7 separate regions of the Homo sapiens genome follow, and all the other regions are linked to region 7. A link is a loop called in an ENCODE intact Hi-C map of the cell type or tissue named here. Cell type or tissue: heart right ventricle. All regions are shown on one strand. Each heading gives the region's core, and the rest is flanking DNA. Links, peaks and the distances in the headings are about the cores only. Region 1 overlaps NCAPH (non-SMC condensin I complex subunit H). Region 2 holds the start of SNORA112 (small nucleolar RNA, H/ACA box 112). Region 3 holds the start of ANKRD36C (ankyrin repeat domain 36C). Region 4 overlaps STARD7 (StAR related lipid transfer domain containing 7). Region 5 holds the start of DUSP2 (dual specificity phosphatase 2). Region 6 holds the start of ASTL (astacin like metalloendopeptidase). Region 7 overlaps TMEM127 (transmembrane protein 127).

What was found. A loop is a pair of places that touch in the nucleus more often than their neighbours do. Peaks named below come from ENCODE experiments on the same cell type or tissue, not always from the same donor. Only the 100,000 strongest peaks of a DNase experiment are listed, where the experiment ranks them.
Region 1: it touches region 7 in a loop (2.1-fold over the local background); 3 of 110 quality-filtered maps call a loop at or near these places.
Region 2: it touches region 7 in a loop (3-fold over the local background); 89 of 110 quality-filtered maps call a loop at or near these places.
Region 3: a loop joins it to region 7, with 6 times the contacts of the local background. A loop is called at or near these places in 17 of 110 quality-filtered maps.
Region 4: a loop joins it to region 7, with 11 times the contacts of the local background. A loop is called at or near these places in 5 of 110 quality-filtered maps.
Region 5: it touches region 7 in a loop (4-fold over the local background); 65 of 110 quality-filtered maps call a loop at or near these places.
Region 6: a loop joins it to region 7, with 6 times the contacts of the local background. A loop is called at or near these places in 65 of 110 quality-filtered maps.

Annotation. Positions count from the first base shown.
Region 1 is chr2:96,356,973-96,361,283 of GRCh38, reverse strand. It overlaps NCAPH (non-SMC condensin I complex subunit H), which reads right to left. Exons shown (of 18, transcript NM_015341.5): 10 at 2,091-2,239; 11 at 1,035-1,141; 12 at 574-696. Among named protein-coding and RNA genes, the nearest start is that of NCAPH, 23 kb to the right of the region's middle. In heart right ventricle, for the core only: a CTCF peak has its summit at 1,781 (motif pointing left); DNase peaks (open chromatin) are centred at 1,783 and 4,174.
Region 2 is chr2:96,210,532-96,214,842 of GRCh38, reverse strand. All of the region lies in intron 1 of STARD7-AS1 (STARD7 antisense RNA 1), which reads right to left. It overlaps SNORA112 (small nucleolar RNA, H/ACA box 112), which reads right to left and starts at 204; the gene lies at 81-204. In heart right ventricle, for the core only: no CTCF peak of the experiment used is centred there; no DNase peak of the experiment used is centred there.
Region 3 is chr2:95,991,043-95,995,353 of GRCh38, reverse strand. It overlaps ANKRD36C (ankyrin repeat domain 36C), which reads left to right and starts at 3,530. Exons shown (of 88, transcript NM_001393982.1): 1 at 3,530-3,842. The coding sequence starts at 3,646. RefSeq lists silencers at 2,714-2,893, 3,254-3,313, 3,344-3,393. In heart right ventricle, for the core only: CTCF peaks have their summits at 2,333 (motif pointing left) and 3,102; DNase peaks (open chromatin) are centred at 2,483, 2,621 and 3,673; H3K4me3 peaks cover 1,771 bases; H3K27ac peaks cover 1,390 bases.
Region 4 is chr2:96,185,744-96,190,054 of GRCh38, reverse strand. STARD7 (StAR related lipid transfer domain containing 7) reads left to right here. Exons shown (of 8, transcript NM_020151.4): 7 at 2,754-2,838; 8 at 3,141-4,311. The coding sequence ends at 3,325. Among named protein-coding and RNA genes, the nearest start is that of STARD7-AS1, 21 kb to the left of the region's middle. In heart right ventricle, for the core only: no CTCF peak of the experiment used is centred there; no DNase peak of the experiment used is centred there; H3K27ac peaks cover 3,090 bases.
Region 5 is chr2:96,143,349-96,147,659 of GRCh38, reverse strand. DUSP2 (dual specificity phosphatase 2) reads left to right here and starts at 2,220. Exons shown (of 4, transcript NM_004418.4): 1 at 2,220-2,693; 2 at 2,778-2,899; 3 at 3,287-3,506; 4 at 3,623-4,311. The coding sequence starts at 2,306. The coding sequence ends at 3,837. RefSeq lists enhancers at 1-98, 81-250, 661-1,540, 2,337-2,838, 3,241-3,290 and a silencer at 1,851-2,610. In heart right ventricle, for the core only: no CTCF peak of the experiment used is centred there; DNase peaks (open chromatin) are centred at 453, 1,279, 2,109 and 2,434; H3K4me3 peaks cover 2,335 bases; H3K27ac peaks cover 2,617 bases.
Region 6 is chr2:96,136,722-96,141,032 of GRCh38, reverse strand. ASTL (astacin like metalloendopeptidase) reads left to right here and starts at 2,531. Exons shown (of 9, transcript NM_001002036.4): 1 at 2,531-2,651; 2 at 3,333-3,458. The coding sequence starts at 2,597. RefSeq lists a silencer at 1,627-1,716 and an enhancer at 2,607-2,676. In heart right ventricle, for the core only: a CTCF peak has its summit at 2,162 (motif pointing left); no DNase peak of the experiment used is centred there; H3K27me3 peaks cover 948 bases.
Region 7 is chr2:96,259,080-96,263,390 of GRCh38, reverse strand. All of the region lies in intron 2 of TMEM127 (transmembrane protein 127), which reads left to right. Among named protein-coding and RNA genes, the nearest start is that of TMEM127, 4.8 kb to the left of the region's middle. RefSeq lists enhancers at 2,202-2,451, 1,925-2,856, 2,857-3,790, 2,039-4,311. In heart right ventricle, for the core only: a CTCF peak has its summit at 2,482 (motif pointing right); DNase peaks (open chromatin) are centred at 2,640 and 3,625; H3K4me3 peaks cover 1,395 bases; H3K27ac peaks cover 4,000 bases.

The DNA.
Region 1 (4,311 bases), core at 186-4,185, 98 kb before region 7:
GAGGTCAGGAGTTCGAGACTAGCCTGGCCAACATAGTGAAACCCTGTCCCTGTTAAAACTACAAAAAATTCACTGGGTATGGTGGCAGGCACCTGTAATCCCAGTTACTTGGGAGGCTGAGGCAGGAGAATTGCTTGAACCCAGGAGGGAGAGGTTGCAGTGAGCCAAGACTGCACCATTGCACTCCAGCCTAGGGCAACAAGAGCGAAACTCTGTCAAAAAAAAAAAAAAAAAAAAAAAAAAGGAGAAAGCAAAGGAATCAAGAAATAACTTAAAAACTGTTGAAACTTCACCAAAAAACTACACTCACTGCCCCCCTGAATTTCAGCATGGAGGCTTCAGTATCCAGCATTCTTGCCAGGTAAGGTATTTCCAAGTGTTTACTGTGTGTCCATCATATAAGCCTTTCCTTTTAGCTTTCTTTGCCTTATCTATTTGATTTCCTGGCAACACGCTTTGGCTAACACATACCACTCCTCACATTCTCCCTTTTCCTCAAAGGCACTGCCTAACTGTCATACTATCAGCCACTTGATACCTTGTGTGCTTAAAGGAACCAAGAAATAGGCTTACCCTGGTGCCTGGTTTGAGGTGAAGCTGGACCAGAGTGTCAACATTGTAGTTGAAATCTGTAGGAAGGGTGGTAGCTCTCCAATTCTGGTTCTCCAAAGTGGACTTGGTCAGAATAGTAGCAGCCTATTAATTTTTTTAAAAAAAGTGTTTTAGGCATTTTAACAGTGGGCAAAACATCTTACTTTTTTTAAAGCAGTCTGGGAAGGGTTTGGGCAGCATGAGTCTACCATCAGTCTCACAGTTCTATGTAAAAAAGTGATTTTGCTAGCATTATTCTTTTTATTCTAAATTTGATTCTTTCTGCCACTGAGTTTAGGACTATTTCTTAATAGTGCGTTTAAGGAACAAGGAAGAATGAAACCATCTGTTTGCTCTAACAGTTAAATTTATACGGAATTTTAAAAAATCACATCTGAAAGGGAAAAACGAGTAAGCACAATCCTAATAAATTCAGTACAAACCTTTGTTTTTCTAAAATATACATCAAAGTCAATATCATCTTCAAAGTCAATTTCAAAATCTTTTTTTGTACTCTTCTTTTTGTTTTCTGATTGGGAAGGAGCATCTTCTGCAGAGTGAACACAGACGTCAGCACTTCACTTCTGTGGCCTAAACTATTTACTCATTTCACAAGATCTGCTGACAGCCTTATCAAGGCTTATCAAAACCACAAGGCAGCATTGTGTCTGAGCATCACAACAGTAGGAGTGCTCAATCACACACCCTCTTTTCATCCTAAACTTATAATTTGTGTTTTGGCTAAGAAAACACATCAGAAACATATGCTTGGCCAGGTGCAGTGGCTCATGCCTGTAATCCCAACACTTTGGGAGGCTAAGGCAGGAGGATCACTTGAGGCCAGGAGTCGAGACCAGCCTAGGCAACAAAGCGGGATCCCATCACTATGGAAAATTTAAAAATTAACTGAGCATGCTGGCATGCCCTTGCAGTCCCAGCTATTCAGAAGGCTGAGGTGGGAGGACGCTTAAGCCCAGGAGGTCAAGGCTGCAGTAAGCCATGATTCACCACTGCACTTCAGCCTGGGTGACAGTGTGAGACCCTGTCTCAAAAGCAAAACAAAACATAAAACAACAGATGCTTATCCCTTTCTTTCAAAGAGACAATGCAAAACACATAAGGTCAGCACAGCCCTTTGGAGTTCTACAGAATGCCAACATGTGCAGTAGCTCCTGTGTGCCCTCTAGTGCCCGGGGGTCATGCCCACCCGTGACCACTGAGTGAAGTCATGTGGATACTAGGGAGCAGTGTGAGGCTGGGAGTCCAGTTCTCCTGACTCCAGTACTCACTCTCCTCACTCAGAGGCTTCCATTTTCACTGTCCCTTCATCCCAGGCCAGGCAAACTGACCAACCAGGAGGCTGGCTCATCTGTATGCTTCCTCGGCTTATTAAGAGACACAACAGGGCTGTGACTGGCATTTCTTTTCCTTGGCTAACTGCTGACTGGCTGGTCATCTACACTACTTCTTTTCTTAAAATTCCACCTAGAATTACATACGTTTGCGTCGAGGCCTAAAGCGCCAGTGATCCGGGCCAGCCCACATCGACATGGTCCGAGGACTGAAATAAGAATATTCTCCAGGTTTCATAGACAGAAGGGGGCACATGGTCCTGATGTCTCCATCCCCAAGGGAAATCATTTCTTCCCTGTAACACACATATTTGTACATGTACAATACATATATTATAATGCTGTATTTACATATGAAGCATATGTCCGCAAATGAGCTGCATTTCTGTGAGTCCAATACAAATAACTTCATTATTAATAATTCCTTTTACTTCTCAAGTACTTTTCCTTCCCTTAATTTTATAACAATATAATCATATCTATACAAGTACTCTGGAAGTTTCAAAGTGCACCATAAAATGCTAGTCTACCTAATTTGAGAGACAAGATGACAAAAGTAAAGAGAATTCTTTTGGCTGGGCGCGGTGGCTCACGCTTGTAATCCCAGCACTTTGGGAGGCCAAGGCGGGCGGATCACAAGGTCAGGAGATCGAGACCACCCTGGCTAACACAGTGAAACGCCGTCTCTACTAAAAATACAAAAAATTAGCCGGGCGTGGTGGCGGGCGCCTGTAGTCCCAGCTACTCCGGAGGCTGAGGCAGGAGAATGGCGTGAACCCAGGAGGTGGAGCTTGCAGTGAGCCGAGATCGCGCCACTGCACTCCAGCCTGGGTGACAGAGTGAGACTCCGTCTCAAAAAAAAAAGAGAATTCCTTTGGGTAAGAATCTACAGCTAGTAAAATGCCGGAGCTGGGAGCTGGACACAAGTCCCTTAATCCCAGCCTCGGGGTCTTTCCACACACATGCTTCTTGCCACACAAGATGACAAATCCCTCATTCGTCACCATCCTTCTGTAAATGAGGGCTCCAAAAGATACCGCTATAGTTCCTACTAAAAGTGAAAAAACATGTTTGTCTAATTATTTAGTTCCTCTAACGCTTTGGGGGCTCCCCTTATAATCTGTTAGGTCATCCAGCTTTATTCTTTGCCGTGTGTAAAGTGTCTAAGTGGTCAGTGCAGCATGGCAGTTTCAGTTTGGTTTTTCACTCTTTCTACATTTTTAAAAAATAGAGATGGGGTCTCACTATGTTGGTCAGGTTGGTCTTGAACTCCTAGCCTCAAGCAATCCTCCTGCCTCAGCCTCCCAAAGTGCTAGGATTACAGGCGTGTCAGGATTATACCGTGCCCAGCCATTTTTCACTCTTTCCACAAGGTACAAGCTTTCTCCTAAAGGGCTCCAACATGTCAGAAAGGACGCTGGTGCTGCTGTACTGCCCTCTGAAGGTAAGGTAACCAAGAAGTTTCAGAAGAGTGGCCTTGTATTTGTATTGAGCCTACATATAGTTCCCGTTTATATAAGCCATATGGAATAAGCTAAAAAGGCTTTTAAAAGGGGATTTTGTCTTTACATACAGAATTTTAAAAAACAAAAACAGGAGACTACATTTGTGCATTTATTGTGTAATTAAAACCTAATTTAAAAAAATAAAATACACAATAAAAAAATCACATTTCTAGTCTGTATGGCCTAGTGCTGTAACAGAATCTGATACCTAGCATGTTATTAAGTAACAAATGCACTGTGCTGTGAACTCCAGAGGTAGAAGGAAGAAGTTTCAACAGCATCCCCACTCCATTCTGATGGATATTCTTCCATTAGGAAGAGTGGCTCCCATTCCCAATTCTGGTGATGGAGCTGGACAGAGGCTCTGCAGGATTTTTGAACTGTAGTAATTCAATAATTCTTTCAACATACAATGCTATGTCGCAGGCATCCTACCAGTCCCAATTTCACCACTCAACAACTAAATGAATCCACCTATAGTCCAAAATAGTCTATCCATTTTTCAAGGCTGCCCACTTCAAACATCTCCAGTCCCTCCAGGAAAACTCTGTATTTCTTCTATCCCCTCCCCATAATATCACAGGGTCCCTCCTTCAATTTAGCCATGGTTCAATCCACTGTCCTAACACTGGCAAGATAAGGTCTCCTCCCAGCTGGCTCAGCACATCAGGCAGCATGCAGCCGAATGTTTCATTCTCGCATGCGTGAAGTAGGCTGTGTTCTGGGCTTTGACCTCCGACTAGGTCATTAACCACAGTAACTGCCTTATGTAAGCATGCTGGTACTACAGAAGGGTCGGCCAGAGAACACTTGGCTCCAAGTGTTCTTGGGCTGCTGTTGCTGCTGCACAGAGAGGGAGCTCA
Region 2 (4,311 bases), core at 129-4,128, 49 kb after region 7:
CACTCTCCACCTCAACTGAAAACCCAGACTCAGGAAGCCTCAAGCCCTGCCCTTCTATTCCTGGCAGATGCCAAGGCCAACTATGTAGGAGGCTTTTTTAGAGAAGACACTTCATCTTCCCAAAAGACAAACCCTCCACTCTGCTTTATGAGGCAGATAGCAACAACAAACCACCAATGGGTTGGGGCTTGCGCAGGCCTCATTGGCTCCTTTTAAAAATGTTTTTAGAGAGAGGGTGTAGTGGCTTATGTCTGCAAACCCAGCACTTTGGGAGGCCGAGGCAGGCAGATCGCCTGAGGTCAGGAGTTCGAGACCAGCCTGGGCAACATGGTGAAACTCCGTCTCTACTAAAATACAAAAAATTTGCTGGGCATGGTGGCATGGGCCTGTAATCCCAGCTACTTGGGAGGCTGAGGCATGGGAATTGCTTGAACCCAGGAGGTAGAGGTTGCAGGGAGCCAAGATCCAGCCTAGGCAACAGAGTGAGACTCCGTCTCAAAACAAAACAAAACAAAACAAAAAACCCCTGGCTAAACACGGTGTCAAATACTACTTTCTGTTACATACACATTTCTTCTTCACTGCTTTCCAGATGAAATAAAACCTCATTAATCCAACCTAAAATCGGACAGGCTGGATAGGAAAGACCTAAATTTCGGTTCCCAGGAAAGCATAATCTCTCTTTGGAGAAACAGTTACTTTTATTAAGAACGTCTAAAATCGCATAACTCTTTAGCTACAGTAAAATTCCTAAATGCCTTGGAACCAGCAGTCCATTTCACACCAAGACAGTTTATAATATTTTTTCTTCTGTCAATAAGGTGCTTAAATATAAGATTTAAAAGGGTAAGGAAACAACTTAGCAGCTTTGTTTTAATGAGGCTGGATACAGAATAGTAATTTAATACACTTTGAGATCATTTAGCCAGGTTGCTCACAGGTGAGTAAATCTGTTTACCTTCCAACACTGTCACCTTTGGGTCAAAAAGAGAGGGACAGCTACTACTTGACCTAGGGCATCTGCCCCAACAAACTCTCTTCTGTTGCTCTTTTACCAAAAGGCTGACATATTTGCAGACTGCGACGGGCCACCTGCCCATGTGACTCCCTCTGGACTGTCCTGGGCGCTCAGGCTGTGACACGGGTCCATTCTTGGACCGAGGAGTTAGCAGAGAGGAATGTTTGGGGTGCTTCTGGGAGAGCCAGGAGGGGAGGCCGGGGAAGGTTTTGATGGCAGGCGTCGAAGGAAGGTTTTGATGGCAGGCGTCGAAGGCCTGAGGAGTCCCCCTTCACCAGTGGTGTCTTTACTGCCCCCTACCCCATCCTGGTGTAACCACCCAATGGGTTCACCTTGCCTGCTGCATAGACAGAGCTGATTTATCAAGACAAGAGAATTGCAATAGAGAAAGAGTAACTCACGCAGAGCCCACTGTGCGGGAGACCAGAGTTTCATCATTACTCAAATCAGTGTCCCTGAGCATTTGGGGATCAATTTTTTTTTTTTTTTTTGAGATGGAGTCTCGCTCAGTTGACCAGGCTGGAGTGCAGTGGCGTGATCTCAGCTCACTGCAACCTCTGCCTACTAGGTGCAAGCAATTCTCCTGCTTCACTCAGCCTCCCTAATAGCTGGGATTACAGGGGTGCACTACTATGCCCAGGTAACTTTTGTATTTTTAGTAGAGACGGGATTTTGCTATGCTGGCCAGGCTGGTCTTGAATTCCTGACCTCAAGTGATCTGCCTGCCATGGCCTCCCAGCAAAGTGCTGGGATAACAGGCGTGAGCCACCGCACTGCACCTGGCCAAGAGACCTTTTTTTTTTTTTTTTTTGTGAGACGCAGTCTCGCTCTGTTACCCAGGCTAGAGTGCAATAGCGCTATTGTGGCTCACTGCAACCTTGGCCTCCTGGGTTCAGGCGATTCTCCTGCCTCAGCCTCCCAAATAGTTGGTATTATAGGCGCCCACCACCATGCCTAATTTTTGTATTTTTTGTAGAGACGAGGTTTCGCCATGTTGGTTAGGCTGGTCTCAAACTCCTGACCTCAGGTGATCCGCCCACCTCAGCTTCCCAAAGTGCTGGGATTAAAGGCATGAGCCACTGTGCCAGGCCCCAACCCAGAGTTTTAAAGGAGACTTTGGTGGGTGGGGGAAGGTCAGTGAGTCCAGAGTGCTGATTGGTTGGGTCCGAGATGAAATCATAGGGAATTGAAGCTGTCATCTTGCACTGAGCTGGTTCCCGGTTGGGGGTCACAGATCAAATGAGCCATTTTATCCATCTGGGTGGTGCCAGCCGATCCATCAAGTGCAAGGTCAGCAAAATATCTCAAGCACTGATCTTAGGAGCAGTTCAGGGAGGGTCAGAATCTTGTAGCCTCTTAAACCTTAACTTCTAACCTTGTGGCTAATTTGTTAGTCCTACAAAGGCAGTCTAGTCTCCAGGCAAGGACCTTTGTTTTGAGAAATGGCTGTTATCCTCTTTGTTTTAAACTATAAATTACGTCCCTCCCAAAGTTAGTTCAGCCTATGCCCAGGAATGAATAAGGACAACTTGGAGGTTAGAAGCAAGATGGAGTTGGTTAGGTCAGATCTCTCTGTCTCAGTTATAATTTTGCAATGGTGGTTTTAATCCCTCCCTTTGGGTTTATAACACCTTTATCTTAAGGTGTTGTTAATGAAGATGGAAAAAGGGCAAAGACCTTAACTTCTTCCTACTAACCAGGGGTGTAGTGAGGGGTAGGTGTTGACTCCAAGGTGAGAGGAGTGGAACCACTTTGCAACTGTCTGAGTGTACTCCTGCAGGCCTGACTGGGGTTCGAAGGCTTGCATGGCAAAGGCATTAGTATTGCCACCTATAGTTTTCGTACTGTGTTTAAGGGAACCGTGTACTATAAGGGAAATAATGAGTACTAGGGTAAGGAGTGCAGTTCCCAGTTTTAAAAGTAAAGATTTAAAAGCATTAGCCTGGGAACTTGTAGCCCACAAAGAATTTAGGATTTAGTTCAAACTGCAGAAAAAAACTTAAGAACAGTTAACAAAAGGTGTACCACAGTTTTTCTTCTGAAGCATAATTTTTCTCTCTCCAGTTCCCATTTTTACTAAAAACAAATCATGATAGAACTGATTTGTTTACAAAATAAACCGCAGTCTTATTGTACTTGGCCTGATGATTTGCATAAAGTGAAGCAAGAATAATTATTTTTCACATAGGCTTTGTTTTTTTTTTTGAGATGAAGTCTTGCTTCGTGGCCCAGGCTAGAGTGCGGTGGTGCGATCGTGGCTTACTGCAACCTCCGCCTCCCAGGCTCAGGCGATTCTCCTGCCTCAGTCTTCCAAGTATCTGGGATTACAGGTATCTGCCACCACGCCCAGCTAACTTTTTGTATTTTCAGTAGAGACAGGGTTTCACCATGTTGGCCAGGCTAGTCTCAAACTCCTAACATTGTGATCTGCCTGCCTTGGCCTCCCAAAGTGCTGGGATAACAGGTGTGAGCCACTGCGCCTGGCCTTCACATAGGCTTTTAAAATTGGCTTTGATGGAACTCTGTTCCATAAGAAATCTTAGATAAGACCTTTTTAAAGCCAAGCCCAGCCATGGGTTTGTACCCTCGAATACCTATGAGTTGGGTAAATTCCTCTCCTCTTGAGGTGTCAAGATAACTTAGGTCTCCTGAGCCTGTTAGAAAGTGACATTCTTTACTTACCACAGGTCAGGAACCTCGTACAGGGACTGTGTTGACATAGTATGAGGCCAGATTTCCCAAGGGGCTCTATAAGTCAATTTTTTGGCTTATTGGCTCTATAAGTCAACTTTGTTTTTTTTTTTTTTGAGACGGAGTCTCGCTCTGTCGCCCAGGGTGGAGTGTAGTGGCGCGATCTCGGCTCACTGCTGCAAGCTCCACCTCCCGGGTTCACGCCATTCTCCTGCCTCAGCCTCCCGAGTAGCTAGGATTACAGGTGCCCACTACCACGCCCGGCTAATTTTTTGTATTTTTAGTAGAGACGAGGTTTCACCGTGTTAGCCAGGATGGTCTGGATCTTCTGACCTCGTGATCCGCCCGCCTTGGCCTCCCAAAGTGCTGGGATTAAAAGTGTGAGCCACCATGCCCGGCCTAGAGCTCTTTTTTCTAAGAAAAAATCCTTTTAAGGCCAGGCACGGTGGGTCATTGAATCGTGAATTCAATGGGTGGTCTCTGAGCAGTCACCCTGAATCAGGCCTGTTAAACTTCTTTCAGGGCTCACTGAATGTGACTAGATAAATAAGGAGTGTTCTCCAAGTTAGGCCTGCTGGATTTTCATCAGCAATTCCTTCAGA
Region 3 (4,311 bases), core at 162-4,161, 270 kb after region 7:
TCTAACTTCCTCCATCATGCCTTTTTCTAAGCATATCTAATCCTATTCATGAAGGCAGAGTCCTCATAGCCTAATCACCTCCAAAAGGCCCCAACTCTTAATACTATCACATATGTAATATTTGATTTCTGGAGGGGATACATTCAAACCATAGCAGATGCTCATGAAACTAGAAACAGTGGCTAATGCCAGAGAAAGAAGCTGAGGATCTGGGAAGTCTTACTTGTGGATTTTATATGTTCCATTCCCATATGTAAATAAATGAGTTAATTGAAATGGAAGAAAATGAAGAAAGATGGAGAATTGTGTCATGGAACAATGGACAGCAGTCATAACATAATGGGTGAAAACAAAGCTCAAGTACATGAGGATGATTATATCTTTAATGGTATCTTGAAGCTGTAAGAGATCATCAAGTCTTGACTTCTATGTTAAAAAAGAAAGAAAACTGATGACCCATATTTAAACTGAGGCATGTGACATTTCTGCTCTACTCAGCACTCTTCACTCATCCAACAAAAATTCATTATGGTTTCTTATGTTCCAGGCACTGGGCTAGGTGTTCAAGGAAGACAGAGGGAGGAAATAAAAATTTTTATAAAACAGTCTTTGTCCTCAAGCAGCTCACAGGGCAGAGAGACCCTGATAGAGTACAGACTTCATGAAGAGTGGGGATGGGAAGGGCATTCTCTCCACACGCATCCCTGTCCCACCTCGGAGATTTCCTCCTCAGAACGCTACCTCTTACGCTTTCCTGTCTCACTCTTTCCAGCTCTCAGTTTAGAAGGTGTTTCCTCAGAGTACCTTTGCTGACCTCTCAAGTCTGGTAAATGGCCCTTCTCACTGGTGCCTGCATGCCCTGTGTGCTCCTGTCATGCACACAACACAGCATAGTAAAATGCCTGGTGTATGTGTTTGTCTTTTCAATACTCTGAGCTCTGCTCATTGGCAAATCTCAGGACATAGCACAAGATGTGGCCCCTAAATGTTAACTGAATGAATGAATGGAATCACTGGTATCTCTTTAGCTTGAAGAATAGAAAGCCCTTGTAGGACAAAGACGATTGGGAGAAATGTGAAGTCTGGCGTGGACTCTGTCAGAAGGCAGAACTGAACCAGTGGATGGAATTAGAAGAGGGAGACTTCGGTTTCACATCAGGAATGATATCATAGTCAGAACTCACCACACACATAATAGGTTAGATGAGGGAGGAGGGAGTCCTTCATTGCAGGAGTTTTAAAGGTGAATACAAGAAATGGGAGGCACTTGGCCTGGCGCGGTGGCTCAGGTCTGTTAATCCCAGCACTTTGGGAGGCAGAGGCCAGTGGGTCACAAGGTCAGGAGTCGAGACCAGCCTGGTCAAGATGGTGAAACCCCGTTTCTACTAAAATACAAAAATTAGCCGGGTGTGGTGGCGGGCACCTGTAATCCCAGCTAATTGGGAGGCTGAGGCAGAAGAATCACTTGAACCGGGGAGGCAGAGGTTGCAGCGAGCCAAGTTTGAGCCACTGAACTCTAGCCTGGGCAACAGAGCAAGACTCCGTCTAAAAAAAAAAAAAGAAAGAAATGGGAGGCACTGAGTTTCTGGCTCAGTTTGCTGATGCCAGAAATACAGAGATGACTGATCAGTAAAATCCACTAGAAAGTGTGTGACAGGTTTCTTTTTCCTTATATTTTTCTTTTTTAAATACAAAAGTAATACCAGCCCACTGAAAATTTGAAAAGTATATGGCATTAAAAAGAGAAAAATAACATCCGATAATCCAACAAGATAAACTCTCTAAAATTTCTTTTCTCTTTTTAAATGAATATGTTAAGCTCGAAATAGAATTTTAAATTTATCTTGATGTTTTACTCAACAACGTAGAAGCATCTTTTATGTCATTATTTTAAGTCACAACCACTTTTAGTGATGATGATTTAAAGAACCATTTGCTTTTTCCTTACTGTTCCCTGTTTTTAGATTTTTGGCTAGTGTCTAATTTTTCCCTGTTATAAATAATGCTGAGATGAACAGAATATGTAGATTTCTAATAATTTGCAAATGAACAGCATATGAAAAACATGAGCAAAAATTTTGCAGTTATAATTACTCAACACAAGTTTTAAATAAATTACTTTTATTTTGAGCGTTCATTCTTACGTATGTTATAGGAAGTAAGTAAGAAGCATTCCTTACTCCTTAGAATTTTGTTTATAAGTTAGTGATGAATTGGAAAGGGTAGCTTGCCCCTGGAATTCTCTGATAAGCACAGGTGATGAGGAAAATGGAGAAATCCAAGAATTCCTTTGTCTTTCCTTGAAAGTAGTCAACTTTAAGTGCAGTGCAGGCGTGCCCTCTAGCGGCCAAATAAAAAATAAAGAAATACGGGAAACCTTCAGCATTGTAACAATCGCACGTCCCCATCTAGTGGCTAACGTGTGTAAATGCAGCTTTTCTAATCACAATAACGAATGTTACTTGATTTATATGTCTCATGAGGTGAAGAGCTGGAAGGAATCTTAGAGACCATGTATTTCAACTTCCTCACGGAGTGGCATGCAGGCAGCAGCCTTGGGAACCCCGATTGCCCCTCCTCACACCTGCCCATCATAGGACTTGGGCGACGGGGTGGTGAAGTCAGGCTGTGGCCCCAGCGGCGCCACGAGGCCGAAAACCGGCGCTCAGCCTCATCCCGGTGGCTGCAGAGTGCCAAGCGCCAGGTCCTGCGCTCCGGGCGCGGGTCAGAAGCAGCTGGCAAGGGCAGCGCAGCCTGTGGGCCCTTGGGCGCTGGCCGGCCGCAGCTCCGGGAAGCCACGTCAGCCCACGGGCGCTGCAGCTGCAGCCGCCACCAGCACATGGAGCAGGGGTCCCCGAGGATTGGGAATCCCCGACCAGGCCTGCGCCTCCAGCCGCGCGGACCCCGGGGCCAGCCTGGCCGCGGCAAGTCAGGCAGTCTGCGGCAGGAGCGCCGGGCATGGGCTTCGGCCGGGGGTGCAGGAGGCGCGCACCCTCCGGCCGGATGGCGGCGCACTCAGGGCTCAGGAGGCCATCCCACGGGAGCCCCGCCAGCCCCCGCCGGAGCCCGAGCTGCAGTGCCGCCTGCAAGTGGTGCGCTGGCTGCAGCTGTGGCAACCCCAGATCCCGTCCTCCCGCCTCGCACCCATCAGCGCGGACCCCGGGGGCGACGCAGTGGCGATGTCGGGCTGTGGGCCCAGCGGTGGCACTAGGCGGAGAAGCACCACTCAACCCCATCCCTGGGCTGCAGAGGGCCCAGCGCGGGGGGCTCCGAGCGTCGGGAGCCTGTGGAAGAGAAGAGCGCGCGGGCGACAGTTAAACAGGCCCTGGGGCAGGGCGCGCCTCGCGCTCCAGGGAGCCCCGCCCTCCCGCGGCACCTCCGCAGCAACCGCCGCCTGCACTGGGCGCGCGAGAGCTGCTAGGGCGGTTTCTCTGCCTCGGGCCTGTTGGGCAGGGCCGGCTAAGGTGCGCGTGCTCGCTGGTTCTAACCCTTCTGTTGGGCGTTTCTGCTGAGAGGCGGGAGGCGCTGAGAGTCTGTGCGAAGGTCCGTGGACAGACTGCTTTGCCTGTTGTTGCTCTTCGGAGGCGGCGATCCCCGAAGGCGAGCTGAAATACGGCTGCAGGCTACAATTTGCAGCCGACCATTATGGATGACAAGGAGCCGAAGAGGTGGCCCACCCTCAGGGACCGCTTGTGCTCGGATGGCTTCTTATTTCCCCAATACCCCATTAAACCGTATCATCTGAAGGGGATCCACAGAGCTGTCTTCTATCGTGATCTGGAGGAACTGAAGTTCGTTCTGCTCACGCGTTATGACATCAATAAGAGAGACAGGAAGGAAAGGTAATGGGGGCCGGGAGCCGGGGCTGCGGGAGGAGGCCTGTGGATGTGGAGAAGTACCCCTTTCCAGGCTGAGGGCTGCGGGGCGGATGGTCCGGGGCTCGGGGTATGGACGGGGGCTAGGGGGTGCCTGGCTGGGGTGGGAGTGAGTGGAGCGGGGCCTGGGGAGTGGCGGTATATGGGGTGGCGGGGTGTGGAGTGAGTTGGGGGATGGGAGTGGGGAGTAGGGGGTGCATGGGGTGGGGGTGTGAATGGGCTGAGGTGGACGGAATGAAGGCTTGGGGGGTAGGGGGTGTGGGGTGGGGAGATGGGGTGAGGGTTCAATGGGATAGAGGACTGGAGGTGGGGGTGAGGTGTGGGGGTGAATGGGGTGGCGGAAAGGGGTGCAGAGGTGAGGGGGGCGAGTCCTGTCACCAAAGGGGCTGGACTTTCTTTCCTGGCAGGCTCAGCCGCACCTGGGATGTGGAAACCT
Region 4 (4,311 bases), core at 181-4,180, 73 kb after region 7:
TTGGGTCGTTTATTGTTTGTAGGCCTTTTCAGAAGACAGAACCAAGTAATACATTTTACTGGTATGTTTATTTTTAAGATAAAATAAATCCTAAGTATATACTAATACTTTTAATTCAAATTCAGGACTATGGAGTTTTTATTTCTATCTTCTATCTTTTGTCTTTCCCTGTACTGTAGAACTCAATTCCCAGGAACCCTAACACAACTACTAATTTGTTGAAATACACAGCCTCAGAATAACAATACAGTAAGATCACCAATAATACGAAGAATAAAATTTTGTGGTCTTTTTGTCTTCAGGATGTGCATACTGTGTACAAAATATTGATTTTTTTTTTTTTTTTTTGGAGACGGAGTCTCGTTCTGTTGTGCAGGCTGGAGTGCAGTGGTGCGATCTTGGCTCACTTGCAACCTCCACCTGCCAGGTTCAAGCAATTCTCCTGCTTCAGCCTCCCAAGTAGCTGGGATTACAGATGTGCACCACCACGCCTAGCTAATTTTTGTATTTTTATTAGAGACAGGGCTTCACCATGTTGGCCAGGCTGGTCTCGAACTCCTGACTTCAAGTGATCCGCCCGCCTCGGCCTTTCTGAGTGCTGGGATTACAGGCATGAGCCACCGTGCCCAGCCCCCAGCTAAGATTTATGACAGTGTCAGAGTAAAGATATGCAGCTGGATCATAAGAGAAAAAGGCACAGGAGGAGTCTGGAGGAGTCCATGTGAAGCTTCCTTCCCCAGCAATGAAATGTAGCAATATGTGTGCAATGTTTCTGTTTAGGAAGGCCATTAGAAATTTAACACTCTGGCTGAGCACGGTAGCTCATGCCTGTAATCGCAGCACTTTGGGAGGCTGAGGCAGGAGGATCTCTTTAGCCAAGGAGTTTGAGATCAGCCTGGGCAACACAGGGAAGACCCAGTCTCTGCAAAAAATAAAAAATTAGTTGTGGTGGTAGTGCATGCCTGTAGTCCCTGCTACACAGGAGGTTGAGGTGGGATGACTGCTTGAGCCCAGGAGGTGGAGGCTGTACTGAGTCGAGATTGCATCACTGCACTCCAGACTGTGCAACAGAGTGAGACCTTGTCTCAAAAAAAAGAAAAAAAAAACACCCAAAGTGTTTTTTTTGTTTTTTTGTTTTTGTTTGTTTTGTTTTGTTTTTCTGAGATGAGTTTCGCTCTTGTTGCCCAGGCTGGAGTGCGATGGCGTGATCTTGGCTCACTGCAACCTCCGCCTCCCGGGTTCAAGCAGTTCTCTTGCCTCAGCCTCCCGAGTAGCTGGGATTACTGGTGTGTGCCACCACACCTGGCTAGTTTTTTTTTTTCTTTGTATTTTCAGTAGAGACAGGGTTTTGCCATGTTGGCCAGGGTGGTCTCAAACTCCTGACCTCAGGTGATCCATCTGCCTCAGCCTCCCAAAGTGCTGAGATTACAGACGTGAGCCACCACACCCAGCCCAAAGTGTTTTTTAAAGACGGAGTCTTGGCTGGGTGCAGTGGCACACGCTTGTAATCCCAGCACTTTGGGAGGCCAAGGTGGGTGGATCACTTGAGGTCGGGAGTTCGAGACCAGCCTGACCAAGATGGAGAAGCCCCGTTTCTACTGAAAATACAAAATTAGCTGGGCATGGTGGTGCATGCCTGTAATCTCAGCTACTGGGGAGGCTGAGGCAGGAGAATCACTTGAACTCAGGAGGTGGAGGTTGTGGTGAGCCGAGATTGTGCCATTGCCCTCCATCCTGGGCAACAAGAACGAAACTCTGTCTCAAAAAAAAAAAAAAAAAAAAAAAAAAGTCTTGGTCTGTCACCCAGGCTGGAGTACAGTGGCTCAATCTGTGCTCACTGCAACCTCTGCCTCCCGGTTCAAACGATTCTCCTGCCTCAGACTCCCAAGTAACTGGGATTACAGGCGTGTACCACCACGCCCAGCTAATTTTTTAACTTTCAGTAGAGATGGGATTTCACCATGTTGGCCAGGCTGGTCTCGAACTCTGGTCCTCAAGTAATCTGCCTGCCTTGGGCTCCCAAAGTGCTGGGATTATAAGGCATGAGCCACCACGCCCAGCCAACACCCAATTTATTTATTTATTTATTTATTTTTTGAGACGGAGTCTCGCTCTGTTTCCCAGGCTGGAATGCAGTGGCTAGATCTTGGCTCACTGCAACCTCTGCCTCCCGGGTTCAAGCAATTCTTGTGCCTCAGCCTCCCGAGTAGCTGGGACTACAGGTGTGTGCCAGTATGGCCGGTTAATTTTTGTATTTTTGGTAGAGATGGGGTTTCACCATGTTGGCCAGGCTTGTCTTGAACTCTTGACCTCAGGTGATCCGCCTGCCTCGGCCTCCCAAAGTGCTGGGATTGTAGGCATGAGCCACCATGCCTGGCCTAACACCCAAAATTTTTATTGGGAGCTGGTCACTTAGTACCGTCTGCTTAGCACATACCAGAATTCCAAACCCTGCAAAGCAAAGCCTGTGTTCAGCATAAACCACGTTGTTTGCATAGTCTATGCACAGGGAGCCACCCATATCAGCTAACTGTTGACTGGGAGCGAAGTTGGCCAAGGGTCAACATTGCAAGGAGACCTTTCTATAGATAGTAGTCTCTCAGGCCTTCAGTGTTAACTCTTTTCTGCACAGGGTGAAAAAAGAAATGACACTCCCTGCTCCAGAATCAGATCATAGTTATTCTATGGTACTGGATATGGAGGTTGTGGTTGGTGATTCAGGGATCTTCATTTTTGCTGTTTTTCTTTTCCAGAATGGCTTTGACTACTTACTAACATACAGTGACAATCCCCAAACGGTGTTTCCTCGCTACTGTGTTAGTTGGATGGTTTCCAGTGGTAAGTAAGGGCAAGTATACAGGGCCTGGAACCTGGGTTGAGCATTTTGTTTTTCTCTATTTCCTAATGGGGAAATAAAACGTCTCTTCTGGTTCTTCTTTTTTTTTTTTTTCTGAGACAGAGTTTTCACAACCCATGCTTTGGGAACACATTCCGGGAGGCAGCTCTTATTCACAGGCTAGTCAGGTTGTGATCTTTATAAGGAAGAACTAGTTCCCTACCATCAAAGAAATAGGGTCTTCTCATTTTGAGCCTACTGTTGGTTTGTATGTCAGCTTAACCTGATTCTCGTCTCCTGACAGGCATGCCAGATTTCCTGGAGAAGCTGCACATGGCCACTCTGAAAGCCAAGAATATGGAGATTAAAGTAAAGGACTACATCTCAGCTAAGCCTCTGGAAATGAGTAGTGAAGCCAAGGCCACCAGCCAGTCCTCTGAGCGAAAGAACGAGGGCAGCTGTGGCCCTGCTCGGATTGAGTATGCTTGACAGGCTTTGGGATAAGAAGGGACAAGGTGCTTCTAGCCCTGTCTCAGTCCGTTATCACTCTGCTGTAGAAGGGGGACATGCCACATGTATTAGAAGGCATCTGCTGTAACTTCCAGTGCAAGATAATTCAATAACTGATGTCCCATTTCATTCAGAGCCCTTATTGCTCTTATCAAAACAGAAGAAGGCTACATTTGTGGGAGTGTTGTCATATTCTCAGGCCAACTGTTTTGAAATTCGGTATCTCACTGAGCTAATCTGGAACAAACCTCTCACCTCAGGCCAGAAGGGGATGACCTCCATTTGCTTCTCTGAGTAGTTTCCTCTGCTGACATTCCAAATCCCACCATCGATTGTGCAGCGCTTTGGATTTCCTTCAGTTCTCCAGGTCCACCTGGAAAGTATAGTTGGCCAGTTGAGTCTCTCAAATGAGGGGCTACTGGGAGTGCTCTTGGTAACAATCATGATGTGAATGGGTGTGAACGATACTTGGCTATGTTAAGTGCCTTGTCCGCACCTTGCTTTTATCTCTAGAGACATGAAGTTATTATTAATTTTTTTTTTTTTTAAGTAGAGATGGAGTTTCACTCTGTTTCCCAGGCTGGTCTTGAACTCCTGGGCCATGCCTGGCCAGGGACATGAATTTGTACAAAGAAATTTCCCTCCCTGCCTGCACAATATCACCCATTGACTCACCTTATCCAAAGCAAGTTTCCTGTGAATCGGCCAGTTCTTCTATATTCATTGGATCATTGCCTCCTTCCTAACCTTCCCCATTTACCAAGAACACTGGGAGACTAATCCTTTTAGATAGTAGCTTTTTGATGCTCAAAACATCACATTTAAATTTAGTTTAAAAATTTTTTAACTTTTGTGTCAAATAGGAGTTGAGGAATTGAGCAGGATTCTACCCTAGTCCGATTGTATAGAAAACACCATTTTGATTCAGGTATTATTTTTCATATTTCAGGTTTGACTTGTTCTTT
Region 5 (4,311 bases), core at 83-4,082, 120 kb after region 7:
GTGCCTATAGTCCCAGCTACTCTGTTGGCTGAGGCAGGAGGATCACTTGAGCTCAGGAGTTTGAGGCCAGTGTGGGCAACATAACAAGATCCTGTCACTTAAAAAGAAAAAGAAAAAGAGACCACTGGTCATGGCCAAGAGTGCCAGGCCCCAGGGACTGTGCTATGAGAGCAAACCTTCAGCAATGCTCTCCCCACATGCAGAACTCCCCGGCAAGGTATACCAGATTCTCCAGAAGGAGGGGAAGAGGCCCAGCCCAGCATGGGAGTTGGGTCTGGAGCCCCTTACACGGCTGAGCTGAATTCACTCCTGAATCAGGGATCCCACCTGGCTGGGGTCCTCCCACAGAGCTGGAAGGCTTTGGCTCCTGGCCCAGCAGCAAGACTGGACCTGATTGTCCTTCTGCACGCTCTGTAATTTGCCCCTGGAATAAGCATTAAGTCATTTGGAGGCCGATGCCAAAGATAAGGGCTCATATCAGCCTTTGGGATCTGTGGCCCAGACTCCCTGGCTCTGTTGTGGGCTTTGCTGCCTCAGCCTCCAGACTGGCCTGCCAGGGACAGCGGGGCCTCAGCCAAGTTGCCCAGACAGTGGAGTAGCCTTAGAGCGTTGGAGCCAGTGTGGAAGAGCCGCTGCACCATGATGTGCTCCCCTTACAGATGGAGACACTGAGAGGGTGACGTGGCCCCAGGGACCTTTGGAGTCCTTGGGGCTTTTCTCCTCTGCATCGGCTCTGACCCCAGCACACACAAGCTCCAGCTCCTTCTCACACATAGTGGAACTGCACAGGTACGATGCTGCCCTGCACACAACCAGGCATACAGCACACTGCTGTGAGGAACTCAGGGCAGACAAGTCCAGAAGGGCTGCGGGCTCTCCACAGGTCCCAGCTGTCACTCTTCAAGACGGTCTGGACACAGGGGTCTGTGGGGGAGCCGGAAGGGTCTTTCAGAGGGCACGGAGGAGGGCCTCAGGAGACTGGGGGCTTGGAGGGTGGGTTCTGAAATCCCACGCAGCTGGGGGCAGGGCGAGGGCAGCTCCAGCGCAGTGACGCTGTCTCCACCCACCTCAACTTCTCTGCTTGAGTTTGGGAGTTCACTGCCAACAATTCTTGTGGCTCAGACACCCCACGCACACCTGGGCCTCACCACATCCGGCAGCAGGGCTGGGGGAGGGCGGAATGGAGGGGATACCCAGGCCCCCAGTCCTCCGGGTGCAGTGCTAGCCCTGGACTTTGCTGCCCGGCGGGGCTGGACAGGGAGGCCTAGGATGGGGGAGGCCAGTTCTGTTCTGCTTCTCCCTCTTCCCCTTGCCAAGGTCTTGAAATCCCCGCAGGCCTGGGGAGGGCCGGGAGCGTCAGCGGACTTCCCTCCAGGGCGGGCTTGTGGCAGGGGGAAGTACTTCTCTCTGGGGCCTGGGGGCTTTCCCTGCACCCAGGAGGAAGAAGCTTTGCCCTACACATAACTGGAAACCAGTCACAGACCCCTGCTTTCCCCATGAAAGGCCCTGGGACCCCCCCTCATTTCCCTTCGGCCCAAGCCCAGGGGCCTGGGCCCCGGGGACTGTGTTCTGGCCTAGCTTGGCCACCAACCTACTGCAAGACCCTGAGTACTGGTCTTATCCAGGCAATGGGGGGTGGGGAGGGGGAGGAGAGAGAAAGTCCCTCTGGCTCAAGGTCTCCAAATAGATGAGAAATAGGACATCTCAGCAGGGACCCCCCCCATCATCCAGTGTAGAAATCACCCGTGGCAGCAGGCATTTGTCAATGTTTGTGGTGACAAATTTCTAAGAGGAAAATTCTGGGAGGGAAAGGGAAAAGGCAGAGGAAGCGTGGGGTTAGGGGGTGGGGTACTCCAAGGGTCATCGTTGGCCCTAAAGGGGGACCTGCATCTGAGAAGCTGGGTTCCCCAGGACTGAGTGGCTTGGGACAGGTCAAAGGGTGGGCGCAAAAACGGAGGGGTGCTAGTCCCTCCGACTCCGGGTAACACCTTCCCTTCCCTTAGTCGCTGGTCCCCGCCTCCTCCCGGTGTGTTGGTCCCCGCGCCCTGCCTTCCCCCTCAACCTCCCCCCCGCCCCGAAGTCTCCAGGTCAGCCCAGACTGCGCCCCACGTGAGGGGCGGGGGCGGGCGCGGGCGCCAGCGCCTTCCTGCTCTGCCCTTGTATGGTGCCCCGGAGGCCGGCCCACGGGTACTTAACCCGGGCCGCCGCGGAGGGCGCCCGGAGTCGACCGCTCGGGCAGCGCCACCGCCACGAGAGCCCGGGACGCGGGAAAGACCGAAAGGAAGAGGAAGAGGCACCGGTGGCCATGGGGCTGGAGGCGGCGCGCGAGCTGGAGTGCGCGGCGCTGGGCACGCTGCTGCGGGATCCGCGGGAGGCGGAACGCACGCTGCTGCTGGACTGCCGCCCCTTCCTGGCCTTCTGCCGGCGCCACGTGCGCGCCGCGCGGCCAGTGCCTTGGAACGCGCTGCTGCGGCGCCGCGCGCGCGGCCCTCCTGCCGCCGTTCTCGCCTGCCTGCTGCCCGACCGCGCGCTGCGGACGCGCCTGGTCCGCGGGGAGCTGGCGCGGGCCGTGGTGCTGGACGAGGGCAGTGCCTCGGTGGCGGAGCTCCGGCCCGACAGCCCGGCTCATGTGCTGCTGGCCGCGCTGCTGCACGAGACCCGCGCGGGGCCCACTGCCGTGTACTTCCTGCGAGGTGAGCAAGCCGGCCGCCCTTGGCCCGCCCCACCCGACTCCAGCCCGGCTTTCCCTGCTGATCGTGCTCTTCCCCTCCTTGCAGGAGGCTTCGACGGCTTCCAGGGCTGCTGTCCCGATCTGTGCTCTGAGGCCCCCGCCCCTGCGCTGCCGCCAACAGGGGACAAAACCAGCCGCTCCGACTCCAGGGCTCCTGTCTACGACCAGGTGAGTATTGACCCCCCTCCCCCGAACCTCCCTCTCTCCCCGCCGCGGACTGGGCGCCTCTAGGGAAAGAGCCTGCCATTTGGGGATGCGAGCAGTTTGCCCATATACACACACTTTTATACGTGTGTGTGTTGGGGGAGGGGGTGGGGCATGGCTGCTCGCGCGTGCCTGTATGGGTCTGTGTATGTTTGCATGTGTATGTTGGGAGCATGAAGGGAAATGTATGTCCCGGTGTGTCCTCCGCACATTCCTGAGACCTGTCTCAGGTCAGGAGGACTGGCTGAGGAGTCCTCTTGTCTCGGCCAGCCCATGGGGTCTCCACCCGCTGCTGCTCCAGCTCTCCGGGGCTGGGCTGGAAAGGCCTCACCGCCCCTCTGTTCCCTCCAGGGTGGCCCTGTGGAGATCTTGCCCTACCTGTTCCTGGGCAGCTGCAGTCACTCGTCAGACCTGCAGGGGCTGCAGGCCTGTGGCATCACAGCCGTCCTCAACGTGTCCGCCAGCTGCCCCAACCACTTTGAGGGCCTTTTCCGCTACAAGAGTATCCCTGTGGAGGACAACCAGATGGTGGAGATCAGTGCCTGGTTCCAGGAGGCCATAGGCTTCATTGGTAAGGGGGCACCTCTGCCCAGAAATCCCGAGGGGCTCCAGAGGAGAGGACTGGGGGCACCTGTCTCCTGGGCTGTGCACATTCCGTCTGACACCACTCCCCCATCTCCCTTGCAGACTGGGTGAAGAACAGCGGAGGCCGGGTGCTGGTGCACTGCCAGGCGGGTATCTCGCGCTCTGCCACCATCTGTCTGGCATACCTCATGCAGAGTCGCCGTGTGCGGCTGGACGAGGCCTTTGACTTCGTTAAGCAGCGCCGGGGGGTCATCTCCCCCAACTTCAGTTTCATGGGGCAGCTGCTGCAGTTTGAGACCCAGGTGCTGTGTCACTGAGGTGGTGCCCCTCTGCCTGCCTGCCCCACTGTGCTGGCAGGAGCTGACTGTGGACTGGTGGGCTCCCCTCTGGGCCAGCACAGTCCCCTCACCTCTGGCAGGGCTGCTACCTCCTCAGAGTTTCAGAAGCCCCCACATGGGGGCTCTAGGAATGCCGGCATGCTGGTCTTTCCGACCTGGTGCTCTTCTGCTGGGGGACTGAGGCTGGCCCTCATTCGGGGTCGGGAACCAAGGGTGTGTCTGCTCTTTCCCTCCCCATCCTCTGGCAGAAATCAGCTAGACGCTATACCGTGGACTCTCCCTGGTCCACCACCATGTTGAAGCCCTTGGCAGCCTGAGAGCTCCAAGGAACAAGCTGTGACAACCAGGAGCCCTGTCTGTGGGTTCGTCTGCCCAGGGCCTGGAGCCCAAGCCCTGTGTTCCTGGGGAAGCTGGGGACTTGGGAAGTGATGGGTGTGTCATGTTGCGTGTGTC
Region 6 (4,311 bases), core at 236-4,235, 120 kb after region 7:
GCATCTGTTGGGACCCACTTGTACCCCCATGCCCAGCTTGGGTGGGTGGGGGACATCTGGGGCTCTAAGTCATAGGGGACTTCACACCACACAGCCTCATCTCACACACAGCTGCACTGGTGGCTGAGGCCTCTGCCCACCCCCCACCCTTGGCCCTACCCCATCCCACCCTACCCAGCCCCAATCCCCTCTCCTTCCTTCCCCGTGCTTTTTATAGCTTGTCATCTAGCAAACTGCCCTTCTCTTTCTCTCTCTTTTCCTCCTTTCCTTCTTTCCTATTTATTAAATTTTTAAACTTTTAATTGTGGTAAAAAATGCAACATAAAATTGGTCATCTTTACCATTATCAAGTGTTTAGTAAAGTGTATTCACATCGTTGTGCACAGATATCCAGAGCTTTTTCATCTTGCGAACCTGAAATCCTATACCTATTAAATGATAACTCCCCTCCCCAGTCCCCAGCCCCTTGTGAGCTCCGTTCCACTTTCCGTCCCTGTGCACTGGGCTACTCTAGACACCTCTTGGAGGTAGAAGCATGCAGGATTTGTCTTTTTGTGACTGGCTTGTTTCGCTCAGCAAAATATCCTCAGACCAACTGCATGTCCTAATAAAGACTCTGTTTCTCTCCCCAAGCAGGGTGATTATTTCTTATCATTATTTTAATTCTTTTGTTTTTTGAGACAGAGTCTCACTCTGTTGCCCAGGCTGGAGTGCAGTGGCACAATCTTGGCTCACTGCAACCTCTGCCTCCTGAGTTCAAGGGATTTCTGGCTAATTTTTGTATTTTTAGTAGAGATGGGGTTTCACCGTGTTGGCTAGGCTGGTCTCGAACTCCTGACCTCAAGTAATCTGCCTGCCTTGGCCTCCCAAAATGCTGGGATTACAGGCATGAGCCACTGCGCCCGGTCTACTTTATTTTTTTTTACTGAACATTCATCTTTTTTTTTGAGATGGAGTCTCACTCTGTCCCCCGGGCTAGAGTGCAGTGGCGCGATTTTGGCTCATTGCAAACTCCACCTCTGGGTTCAAGTGATTCACCTGCCTCAGCCTCCCGAGTAGGTGGGATTACAGGTGCCCGCCACCGTGCCCAGCTAATTTTTGTATTCTTTTAGTAGAGATGGGGTTTCACCATGGTGGCCAGTCTGGTCTTGAATTCCTGACCTCGTGATCCACCTGCCTTGGCCTCCCAAAGTGCTGGGATTATAGGCGTGAGCCACCGCGCCCTCCTGAACACTCATCTTAAGTGGTCAGCCTTGTGCATTTGTTTTTTGATGGGTCCTATTCTTTATTTTACTTATTTTTTCTAGGTTTACTGAGGCATAATCGACAAATAAAAGTAGTATATGTTTAAGTATACAACGTGATGTTTTGACATATGCATACCTTGTGAAATGATGACCACAACAAGCTAACTAGCATATCCATGGTGTGTATCCTGACATCTGTCAATACCCTGCCCTGGCAGCAGGGCGTCTGCCTCCATCATGGTCTCCCTGTGATTCTGATTCCTATCTTTGGAGAAGCTCTGGATTCCAGGCACAGTGGGAATGCTGAAAGGTCCTTGTGGACAATAGCTATTCTTCTTGGCTCTGTCGCTTCCCTTCACTGGGTGCAGGTGACTGTGGGGGTGTCCCCAAATGCTGCCCAGCGCTGACATGCTCCGCCTCTGGGATTTCAATCCAGGTGGGGCCCTGAGTGACCTGGCTCTGGGGCTCAGGGGTATGGAGGAGGGGGGATATAGGTAAGGAGTTTAAATTTCCAAATCTGTGAAATGGGAATAAATACTGACTGATCATGCCAGCTGCTGTGGGATTAGGGGGTGGACTCCCTGCGAGGCTCTGGGCATCTGGGGGTTCCACCTTTCCCACATGGCAGGCTTTCTAGGGTGCTGCACACTGTTCAGTTTGTGAAATTTCCTGGAGCCCTGTGCTTGTGATAGTGAACTTTTCTATATGTGTACTAAAATAAAAGCTTGTGAAAGTGCAGTGACCTTTTCCTCCTTCCGGAGATACACGGGGGGCGCCCCAGGGTCTCAGGCAGCTTTCCCCATGTCTAAGCACAGGCCGGGGTAGGAAAGGGGGTCTCCCTCGCTGGAGGAATAGGTCTATACCTGGGCTGGGGCCTCAGCTAGGCCTGGAGCAACTTTCTGCGATGTTTCTCTGCCCCCTGGAGGCAGGAAGGAACCTCAGAAGAGCCACACTCCCAAGCGGGCCCCTCCTGTCTTTCACCTGCTACAGCCAGGAAGGGGACTGGGCTGGGGTGGGAACCACAGGTAGGCATCGGAGGGGCTGCCAGTAGACCTGGTTTGGGTGGCGCTGCCGGTAGAGCTGGTTGGGGCGGGGCTGCAGGTGGAGCTGGTTGGGGCGGGGCTGCAGGTGGAGGTGGTTGGGGCGGGGCTGCAGGTGGAGATGGTTGGGGCGGGGCTGCAGGTGGAGGTGGTTGGGGCGGGGCTGCAGGTGGAGGCGGTTGAGGGGAGCAAGGTGGGAGGTGGAGCAGCTGCTATTTAAGAGGGGGTGGTGGTGCCGGTTCTGCAATTAGGTTACTGTGTCTTGCTGGGGCTTGGTCTTGTTTGCTGAAGGGGCAGCAGGGCTCTACCATGGAGGGTGTAGGGGGTCTCTGGCCTTGGGTGCTGGGTCTGCTCTCCTTGCCAGGTAAGCTGGCTGCCTGTCCCTCCTGCTGCTGGCTCCAGCCTGGAGAAAGCTGGGGAGAGGCTAGAAGGTTGTGGCTGGAGCCTGCAGGGATTGTAGCTGAGCTCAGTAGCTCAGAGCACAGAGCTCTCCAGGGTTATTCTAGAAGTCAGCTCCTGGGGGGCCAAGGGGAGGCCTCCTGAAGGCCCTGGAAGCAGAGGGCCTGCCTGGCAGAAGATAAGTGTTGTGCCCCAGGCCTACTTGTCTTGGGGTGGGGGTAGGCTGTAAGTCCCCACTCCAGCCTGGTCAGGCAGGGAGTCATCCAGGCTGAGCCCATTGTCCAAGAGCCTGGGCTGAGAGAGAGTCATAAGGTGGGGTCTGAGGCTGGCCCTGCCCGTCACGGGCGTCAGAACCCGAGGTCTGTCCTGCCTCCTTCCTTCCTGCCCCTCCTCTACCTCATAGGTGGGGCACATGGTCCCTTTTGGTCCCCCTAAGGGAGCTCCTTCCCTGAGGTCATCTAGACCTTGGCACCAGTTGGGGTTGAGCAGGGAGGCTGGGAAGGCTCCTTGGCTTTGTGCTGGAGCCTACTCTTCCTAGGGACTGAGTCTTACCGTCTGATCCCCCACACCCACCCCATGTCCTGCTGTCTGGTCTCACCGGTGGGTGCTCCAGGCATCTGTGTATGCCCCTGTCTGTCTGGACCAGGTGTGATCCTAGGAGCGCCCCTGGCCTCCAGCTGCGCAGGAGCCTGTGGTACCAGCTTCCCAGATGGCCTCACCCCTGAGGGAACCCAGGCCTCCGGGGACAAGGACATTCCTGCAATTAACCAAGGTGAGGGCACTACATCTTCTCACGGCCTGGAGGGGCACGACGTTATGTAGTGTGAAAACCACACCGAACACTCAGAAATGCAGAGCCTGGGAGGAAATGGACCAGCTTACTCTGGGCTCTAAGTGGTTTTTAAGAGATGGAGTGGTGTTGCTATATTGCCCCGGCTGGTCTTGAACTCCTGGCCTTAAGTGATCTTCCTGCCTCTGCCTCCCGAGCAGCTGGGACTACAGGTGTGAATGGGTGGAAATTCTATGGGCAATTGCTTAAGTCTACTCTTTCTTTTTGTATCTTTCTTAGTGGATTGTTACTTTTATAAGAAAAACCAAGCTCTTAAAGGGCCTGGGCGTGGAGCTAAGCGGTTAGTCGCAGTCTGAGATTGTCAGCCACCCTGTGCAGGACTGTCTGCAGGTGTGATTAAGAAGTCTGAAGCTCAGCTGGGTGCGGTGGCTCTCGCCTGTAGTCCCAGCACTTTGGGAGGCTGAGGCGGGCAGATCATGAGGTCAGGAGATCGAGACCATCCTGGCTAACACAGTGAAACCCCGTCCCCACCAAAAATACAAAAATTAGCCGGGCGTGGTGGCGGGCGCCTGTAGTCCCAGCTACTCAGGAGGCTGAGGCAGGAGAATGGCATGAACCTGGGAGGCGGAGCTTGCAGTGAGCTGAGATTGCGCCACTGCACTCCAGCCTGGGCGACAGAGCATCTCACAAAAAACAAAAAACAAAAGTCAGGCTCAGGGCCTTGCTGTCTGGGGATGTCAGCTGAGGAATGAGGGTGTATAAATAGCCTGAACAAAGCCAGTTGAAATGGAGACTGGAGTTCAGATGTTGGAGCAATGAGGGCTGAAGCACTCAG
Region 7 (4,311 bases), core at 133-4,132:
AACTCCATCTCAAAAAAAAAAAAAAAAAAAGAAAGGCCAGGAACTGGCTCACACTTCTGATCCCAGCACTTTGGGAGGCCGAGGCGGGTGGATTGCCTGAGGTCAAGAGTTGGAGACCAGCTTGGCTAACATGGTGAAAGAAACCCTGTCTCTACTAAAAATACAAAAATTAGCTGGGTGTGGTGGCACACGCCTGTAGTCCCAGATACTCTGAAGGCTGAGGCAGGCGAATCGCTTGAACCCAGGAAGTAGAGGAGTTGCAGTGAGCCCAAGATCACACCACTGCACTCCAGCCTGGGCAACAGAGCAGAGCAAGACTCCATCTCAAAAAAAAAAAAAAAAGTAAATTCTTGGTGCAGGTTCTTCTTTGTTCACATGTGTATTTACCCTTTCTAAGAAATTATTCGGGCCAGGCCAGGCATGGAGGCTCACACCTGTAATCCCAGTACTTTGGGAGGCCAAGGCGGATGGATCACCTGAGGTCAGGAGTTCAAGATCAGCCTGGCCAACATGGTGAAACCCCATCTCAACTAAAAATACAAAAATTAGCCAGGCCTAGTGGCTGGTGCCTCAACTACCCAGGAGGCTGAGGCAGGAGAATCGCTTGAACCTGGGAGGTGAGGTTGCAGTGAGCCCAGATCACACTACTGCACTCCAGCCTGGGCTACAGAGTGAGACTCCATCTCAAAAATTAAAAAGAAAGAAATTATTCAGGCTCCGTTTTGTCTTTTGCAAAGCATGTTTTCTTAACCTTTACATTACATTTGCTCACATATTTAGAGACCTTAACCTGTGTATAGTTTCTACTTGCTTGCCTGTGGCCATCTCCTAAGAGCAGTTTGTGCCCATTAATAGGAGAGTTGGCAGTGGTGCCTCATGAGCTATCACAGAAGAATCAGTAAGGAATCCGGAAGTCCTTGATTGCATCTTCTCTCCCTTTTCTTTGTACCTACTGGTTTTTTGGTACCCAGTGGGCCTTCAGACATGTAGTATCCTGTGTGACTGTGCTGATCCTCAGGGCCTAACAGATATCCTGACCTGAGAGCCTGGAGTATTCCACATCTCAAGAGGGAGCAGAGCTGTCAAGCACAGATGTGGTGCATATAGAGTTTTTTTTTTTTTTTTTTTAAATGAGACAGACTCTTGCTCTGTCACCCAGGCTGGAGTGCAGCGGCGCCATCTCAGCTCACTGCAACCTCCGCCTCCCGGGTTCAAGCAATTCTCCTGTCTCAGCCTCACGAGTAGTTGGAATTACAGGTGCTCCACCATGCCCAGCTAATTTTTGTACTTTTCGTAGAGATGAGGTTTCACCTTGTTGACCAGGCTGATCTCAAACTCCTGACCTCAGGTGATCCACCCACCTTGGCTTCCTAAAGTGCTGAGATTACAGGCATGAGCCACCGCTCCTGGCCACATGTAGATACTTCCAGAGGGAGAACAGACCCTGCCAGGTCTCTGCCGGTGATGGGAGTTGGGCAGCCAGCAGGCCCTGGAGCAGCCTTACCATTTCTCAGCCCCTGCCTGAGTGCCACATTTTGACATTATGCTAAGCACACCCCATGCCTGCTTTTTTCCTCCTAAACAGCATCTTTATTTGGTAGGTACTGTTTCAGCCCCACTTCAAAAGGTCCCAGCTCAGGGAAGCTAGGTAGTTTGCTCAGCTAATCTGAGTGGACATTGACTCCAAAGTCCATACTCTTACTGCAACACCTTAGTGAGCTCCGAGTTTATTTCCCATCAAAGCTGCCTGAGGCTTATCACTTTCCTATTCTAGTTGAGTTTTATCATAAGCCCAGCCAAAGCTGTGCTTTTTGTCATAACTTCATCGCCTCAGTGTTGAGGCTTTAGTTGGTGATCCCAGGGCAAAGCCACTCTCCCATTGTCATTCACAAAGCTTCAGAGGCTTTAGCCAATGAAAGCTGGCTCCAAAGAACCCATCCTGGGCTGGGTGTGGTGGTTCACTCCTGTAATCTCAGCACTTTGGGAGGCTGAAGCAGGAGGCCAGCAGGATCACTTGAGTCCAGGAGTTCAAGGCTGCAGTGAACTATCGTCGTGCCTCTGCACTCCAGCCTGGGTGACAGAGTGAGACCCTTCCTTTAAAAAAAAAAAAAAAAGACCTCATCCTGGGTTTTCTCCACTGCCCCTGCAAGCGGTGCCTGCTTCTCACACAGCTCTCAACCTGGCCCTGGGTGGAGATAGACTCACACCTCTAGACCCCAGAAAGAGGGGCCGCAGATAGTCATTTCTTCTGAGCCTTTCTGCCTCTCAAGTGTGGCCACCAAAGGGCACTGGCAACAGCCCCAGGAAGCATCTTTGGAGAATGAGGAAGTTGGGGAGTAGAAGTCAGGTGAATCACAATTGACAGCAGCCACTGGAAGATCAAGGGCCTTCCAGGGAGAGCCTGTGTGCCTGATAGGTGGTGACTGGGGCAGCTGACACTGCCAGGCCCTGCGGGGCCTGTTGGTGTCTGTGGGATAACCTGGCTGGGCACTAGAGGGCTCTGTTAAGAGGCCTGTGTCGCAGGCCTGTCTGGAAGCTAAAAAGGTCACAGTGAGGAGACGCTGAGCAGGTTGCACAGATGCATAAAGAGGGATTGGGGCATTGGGGAAGTGTCTCTAATTCAGAGGGACTCCAGCAAGAAGGGAGGCGGGGTGGGACAGAAGTCCTTTTAAGCCTTTCTGCCTGCAGACTGTTTGGGTCAGGAGTGGTTAGAGCAATGGGCAGATAGACAGGAAGAGGCAGGACCTTCAAAACAAATCTAGCCTGGTGACTCACCAGTGACCTTGAGCAAAGTCAGTTCCATGGGATCCTATTACAGCTGCCTACTTCCCTGATGACTAGAGGGCACCGCCAAGCAGTGTTTACCAAAATCAACAGGCCAGAGCACAGCTGGAAGGTAGGAGGTGTTCTGTGTCTAGCCAGGGCATCGTGGACTGCACCACTGGCTTGAATTTCAAGTTAGGGTCCTGCGTTGCATGCCATTTCTCTCTCGAATAAAATCCTACATACATAACCTTCAGGGGTTTTCTTTAGCAATCCCCTCATGGGAGCAGGTGCTTGTTGCCTTCCCTGCTGTACCGACGTCTAGGAAGGGAGGAGAGAAAGACATTGAGATACTGACTCCAGAAGAGTCTCTGAGCTGGGCTCCAAGCCTGTCTAGGATAACTGCCTGTTCTTCCGGTGTGCTCTGAGACCCTCTGAGGAAAACCCACCTGTTACATGGGGCAGGCCCCTGGGGTATCTGTTAACGTTACCCAAAGGGAATTTCATATTTGGTTTTCTCACTAACCCTGAGGGTTTACTCACAGCTTTGGAGTGGGGAAAGGCAGTTATATTGAAACAAAACCTATTGGAGTTTTAGGTCAAAAGTCTCTTCTCTCTATCATATTGTCATACTTGTAGGGTAGGCCCTTAGTCTGGCTTTAGTAGGCCTTGGTCCACACGGGCTGACGTGTGGTCAAGGAAGTCTTGGTAGAAGAAGGAAAGGCATGCTGAGGTGACACACTGGCCCAGCTGAAACAGCCTCTGGTTAATAACAGCACAGGTGGCTGCTCTTTCATGGGCACGGTGTCAGCTGACCCAGCATGCCCTGGTGGTGGGTGGGGCAGATGTTATTGTTTTCATTTGATAGATGAGAGAACAGAGGTCCAGCGCACTCAAGGGACTTGCTCAAAGTAACACAGTCTCTGCTAGAGCTAGGATTCGGCGCCAGGTCCCAAGCCTTTCCGGTGTCCTGACCACTTCCTAGAGCAGGCTCTGATGGTTGCAATGCTGCAGGAGCTTAGACACCATGCCTGGCAGGTTTTGCCCAATAATTCCCCATGTGAGGACTTAATGACCCAAACCTTTTTTGCTTCTTAGAGAGATTTCATTGCTTCAAGCTGTTCCTCTAGTGAGCTTAGCAGCTGGCTCTGAGGATGGCTCCAACAGTATTCCTGTTAGCTTCTGACCCCTCATTCACGCACAACTCTTTAGGAATTGATTGATTATCTCCAGGGAAAAATACAGTGGCCGAGTCTGGTACTTAGTGATTCCGAGCAGCACAGTGTAGGGGAGCCTGATCATGGTTTGGAATCTAGCTCTGCAGCGTGTGGCCTGGAGGAAGCCACTTCACCTTCTGGAGCCCCCGACTCCTCATCTGAGCTGTGTGGTAAATCCCCCAGGGGGGCACTTCACCCATCTGTGTGCACAGGCTGTTCCAGGAGGGGTATACAAGGCCCCTCCAACAATATTTGCCTTTGGAGAGGAGCAGGTGGACATCCGCAAGGGGAGGGATGTCCTCTTGGAAGCTTTTTATCATGTGCATGTCTC